Linked DNA regions of Homo sapiens: region 2 is linked to region 1. The links are chromatin contacts, found by Hi-C or POLR2A ChIA-PET in ENCODE. All regions are on one chromosome and are shown on one strand. Each heading gives the region's core, a stretch centred on a gene start or an enhancer-like site at or near the end of the contact. The rest is flanking DNA. Distances are from core to core; before and after follow the strand shown. Region 1 overlaps PPP3CA (protein phosphatase 3 catalytic subunit alpha). Region 2 overlaps PPP3CA (protein phosphatase 3 catalytic subunit alpha).

Region 1 (2,582 bases), core at 27-2,526:
AAAGTGCAGACATGTAGAGAAGAGATGCTAGGTGTGAGGTTGACCCAAGCATGGTGAACATTTTTTGGCAAATATGAAGGCAGTCTCCTGTTGTTATTTTTTTTTTTCACCTCTCACCCTACTTCCATGATATTCTTTCCCAGCCCTTAACTCCTTTCCAGTTAGTTAAATTCCATTTATTTATTTGTAGTAACATGCAAAATGTTTATTGCTTTTGCTTTTTAAATTCTGACTGATGCTCTCTGTTATGTAGTTAACTGTGGCTTTAGAATTACCAGGAAAAATTATAGCCTTGAGGGTCCAGGAGATTAAAGCCTAACATCTCAGGTACTTTGCAGTATATTCTGCCATTGGATCTCTATGGGAGATTTTCAACAAGAGTCAGGAGGAGTTTTTTTTTTCTTTTCTATGTAGTTTTATATAATTGTGGGAAAAAATGTCTTGATGCTCTAAATTACAGACTTTTGTGTTACTTGTTCTAAGGCCACTTTTCTTTTGTTATTTCAATTGGTAAGCCAAGAATCTTAAATTATTATCTGGGAGTAATTTAAGTCACTTTTGTATCTTGTGTTACAGCTGTTAATTGGACCACGTTTAAGATCAGCAAATGCTAGCAAATAAATACTGTATTTTATATGGAAAACTATAGAAATAGGGGAAATTTCCATAATTGTTAGCAGAGCCAAAAAACTTGGGCCTTGCCTGATAATTAGCTGCCTAAATTCAAAATATACTGCATGACACTTACTGTAAAATGAACAGTCTTTTCAGAATCAAAACTGACTCCCCAAATTTAAGAGGATAAAAATCACCAACATGTCTTAAAAGCATGGTTTGTAAATTATTTCTGAGTCAGCATTTTTTGAAGCCTCTTCTTACAGATTTCTCTAAGGTTGCAAAGTCATCACATAAGAGTCAGCAGTAAAAAAAAAAAGGCATTTACTTCTTCTGGTATATAACATTTGCATGCTCTACTTGCCTTTTAGCAGCTTATAATCAGATGCTGAAAACATATTCACCTATAGAACTGGGTAAAAATCAAACCCATAGGTAGGCATTTAATAACTGTCTCTTTCTTTAGGCCTGTTTCAGTTTATGTTGATCTCAAAGGATATTTAGCATATATGTGCCATTACCGTGATTGCTTTTCAGCTTTAGGATAAAAGTCAGAGTCTGACTGATGCTCCCCAGGGTTGCCACAGGTGGTTGGGCATGTCTGCACTACACGTCTCATGACATGGTAGCCTGGTAAATAGCGCCCTCTGGAGTACTGTAGGACATAGCCAGAGTGGTCATTTGTAGTAGCCTTGGGCATGCACACCATTCATTCTTGTCTTTGCTGCTGACTGAGCATCTTCTCTACGCACTGTGCTAAATCCATGTAGAAGGTAAAAGTGATGAATTTCACTTACGAGCTTTATTAGAATTTAGGTAATATATTCACTTTCCTAAATTGCCTATACATGATTACCATACTAGGCACTCAGTTTGATCTTCAGTGAACAGGCAAGGCTGGTTGTTGACCTTTGTATGTAGGTATAATTGCTTAACTGCTTATCTGTAGTTCCTGTTTGCAATTAATTGCCCTTGTGCAAAAGTGAGCGTCTCAATTTCCTGTTTGCATTTGTGACTGAAGTCTATGAAGTAGCTTTATTATTGTTTCATTCAGTACATATTATTGATCATCCAGCAAATAGGTATAAAGGGGAAGATAGAATTATAAAGAATTATAATTCTTATATCATTGCTTTAGAAGGCTAAGATGGTGGATTTAGCACATGTATCATCATATGTGTAAGCAGATACAAAAGACTGGTGTAAATTTCTGATATAATAAGAGGTCTTACTTGCTAGACATGTGGATAGTATGGCATAGCTCCTAAAAACTAATTTTTAAGGAGACGTATATATGGTCTTAATAGATATTATTCAGTTCAGTACCTGAACCTTTTTGCCATCAGCCAATTTTTAGTCTTTCTTTCATTGGACCTCCTGAGAAGTTGACACTCCCTCTTTCTTTCAATACTTTCTTCCCTTGGTTATCAGGATACCATGCTCACCTGCTTTTTCCTTAGTTTGTGGTCCTTTTTACTTAGTCTCCTTGGAGGTTCTTCTCCCTCTTAGAGTGTCCCACAATTTAGTCCTTAGACTTCCCTCCTCTATCTACATTCACTGCCTTTGGATATTTTCCCTATTGTCTTGTTCTAAAAATTGTCTTTTGTGAGATGATTCCTAAATATTCTCATCTTTAGCCCGGTCCTTTCCTCTGTCCAGTCTCATATTTCTAGTTATCTACTTTTCTCCATTTGCCTGTGTGAGACACACCTCAAATTTAAACATTTCCAAAGCCACACTTCTGACCTTCCTTCATAAATCTGTTCTTCCTACTTTGCCTTCCATCTTATTACACACAACTATATTCTTGACATCTCCTTTCTATTTTTTCTCCATCCTGTACACAGTCTGTCTGAAAGTTCTTTTAGCTCTGTCTTTAAACTATGCCTGGAATTTGATCACTTCTCCATTCCCTGTCTGCACTAGCCCTTCCACTACCTTGGCTGGATTATTGCAGTGGCCTCTAT
Region 2 (2,582 bases), core at 26-2,525, 140 kb before region 1:
GTAAGAATGGCAACCATTTGTTACATAATCAAGATAAGTAATTTGTTAAGCAAAAACTTTTTTAGGGAGTTACCTTCTTTATCTGTATATATTAGAGTTTGACTAATGAAGATTTATTTTCAGCTGATAAGGTCAGCCAACTATGGTGACGTATCTGATTTGCTAGGTTTTTGCTCTGCCAAACCACCTTCTCAGAATTGTTTCGAAGGTAAAAGCTCCCAAATACTTGACATATGGCAGCTATTCTCATTTCAACACATTCTGTGTTTCAGTTCCTGCAGACCAGGAAAACTTAATCTGTAATCACAAGTGGAGCTAGGGCAAACATATCTTACCCTCAGACATTCAGGTTTTCCACGTAAGGTAGGGTCATTTGTATAAATACACTGTACCAACAGAATCTGTTTTTTTTTTTTTTTTTTGGTTCAAAGTGAAATTAGTGCAGTGATTAATCCCATTTTAGAGTCTTTGTTCAGCATGATTGAAGTTTAATGTTTTTGCTAGGAAAAATTACTTGGTGTTTTGATAGAGCTGTAACACCTACAATACCACCAGTAGCATTGGTTCTTGAGAGGAGACATAGCATGCATTCCCTCAGATATAATCCTTCAATAAATACTACTGAAGCAGCTCTCTACCAGGAAGGAAAACAGCACTCATCCTCATCCTCCCGTGGACTCACTGTTTTTGTCTTGCCTATTCTGTGCTGTAATTCTCACATCTTAACTAAAGGAGCTACCACAACTAAACAAACAGACAAAAAAAAATCAGAGTATACCTTCACAAAATAAGCAGTCTATATGAAATAAGGGAGTTGCATTTGGTTTTTTTGTCAGTAAGTCTGTAATGCTCGATATATCAACTTTCAGAATTACAGTAAGTCAGAGCAAAGAGAATGAAATCTGTAGCTCAGCTTGTTTATTTTTTTGGTTTGCTTCTGCTGAATTTTGTTTCCCCCAAGTCAGAATACGAGTCTTTTTGTGTTCTCTCTCTTCTCTTATTCTTCCGAGAAGTGAAGGTGGTGGGTGTACAGCCCATATTTGTTTACTTTTTCTGTAGCTCATATATCTATTATTACTGGTGGTTTCTTAGTGGAAATTTTTCTTTCACTCTCACTTTGGCTTTACCTCCAAGTGCTTTCTTCTCTTGGCTGCAATTGAGCACTATAATTTGTGGCTTTCCGGAGGGGGAGCCTTGGTGGTCAGGTGGAGGAGGCAGGCCACATTCCAAAAGTGGAGTGGTAGGTGTTCCAGACAGAGTGCTGATTCAAGAGTGAGTAGGGGTGTAGGGTGAAAGTTGGCTACTAATTCAAGCCTCACCTGAGGCAGTGTTGCTCAAACAGAAAAGTGCCCTCTCTAATTAGCTGCCCCCATATGCGCTTAGATTAATGACAGCCAACTAACTTAGAAACCCCTTCCAGAGTAAGCTAGCCAAACAATAGATGTTCCATGGACATGACAAAGAGCTAATTTTCTTGTGCTAAGGAATTTTTAGCTCTTGTATTTGTGGTGGACTGCCTCATCACCTAATGAAGGTGAAGTACATTCTCCATTTTAGGAGGCAGAGTTAAAACATTTTCCTCCTGTGGATGTCTGATTAGAAAAAAAAAAAATCTCCTACTTCACTGTACCTTTCCAGCAAGTCTTATCCTCTCAAAGCACTGTGTAAAGCTTTGAAATTAACTGGTTCAGTGAGTAGATTATATTTTGGTACTTTCCTATTTGTCCTTAAAAACATTTTCTGACTGTTGGATGTAAAAGAAGATATTAATGAAAGGTTGAAACTTCATTATCATTGATTCTTTTTAAACACCCCCCTCCATAACCTGCTGTTTTCTGCATTTGAAATAGGAAGATTGTGACAAATGATTTCATTCTGAAATTGCTGTTGAATAGAAAGTTTTGATATTATAACTCTCATTCAATTCAAAGGATATAGATTTCATTTACCTTTATATAAAAAATGGTGATAGTCATTTTTCCTCCATATTTGTACTCTGAAAGAAATATATTCTAGGCTTTCTCATCAGTTAGCCTGGCCTTAAATGAAATCATGGAAACAAATAATTCACATCTTAAGTATTTTTTCAGTTTTCTAGAAAACTTTATGATTAAAAGTTGCTAAGTTCATTTCACATTTTTCCCAAGGTGTGAAATACAATTCTGTAAAGACATTTCCATAAACAATAATTTATGGGGTCACACTGTGTGGTACTTTCAAAGTTATGTGGAAAGTGTTTCTTTTGATCTCCTCTGAAACATGTGACTGAAAGAATAATACCTTTTGTGGTCTCAAATATTTCAGTTTTCAGTCGTGAACTTTAAAATTCACATGAGCAAAAAGAAACACCGCCTGAAAACCAGGCAGTTTTTCTTCCCTAGATGCCCAGAAACATTTTGAGCCATTCCAAACCACTGGGATCATTTGCTCTGATTTCAGATAAGCAGAATAAAATAAACAAACTCTTGCCCATGTGGGAAGTGGTTCTGCTGTCTCTTGTTCTAACCCTGCAAAGCCTGAATGTCTCCCCAGCATCTTTGAATGGGTCTCATTGTTTATTTATTGTGCTTTTCACAAGTGCT

What was found. A loop is a pair of places that touch in the nucleus more often than their neighbours do. ChIA-PET counts read pairs that join two places held with the same protein, here RNA polymerase II (POLR2A). Pooled maps may share reads with other maps.
Region 2: a loop to region 1 is called in a pooled map, with 2.5 times the contacts of the local background. The contact joins two enhancer-like sites. A Hi-C loop is called at or near these places in 2 of 50 pooled maps. POLR2A ChIA-PET finds 5 or more read pairs at or near these places in 3 of 52 experiments (GM12878, OCI-LY7 and Panc1).

Annotation. Positions count from the first base shown.
Region 1 is chr4:101,168,090-101,170,671 of GRCh38, reverse strand. All of the region lies in intron 2 of PPP3CA (protein phosphatase 3 catalytic subunit alpha), which reads left to right. Among named protein-coding and RNA genes, the nearest start is that of MIR8066, 71 kb to the left of the region's middle. Within about 2 kb of position 1,276, at least 2 of the 41 ENCODE cell types and tissues checked have a DNase peak (open chromatin) inside an H3K27ac peak, as active enhancers do.
Region 2 is chr4:101,305,009-101,307,590 of GRCh38, reverse strand. The region is part of intron 1 of PPP3CA (protein phosphatase 3 catalytic subunit alpha); the gene reads left to right. Among named protein-coding and RNA genes, the nearest start is that of MIR1255A, 24 kb to the left of the region's middle. RefSeq lists an enhancer at 2,245-2,582. Within about 2 kb of position 1,275, at least 5 of the 41 ENCODE cell types and tissues checked have a DNase peak (open chromatin) inside an H3K27ac peak, as active enhancers do.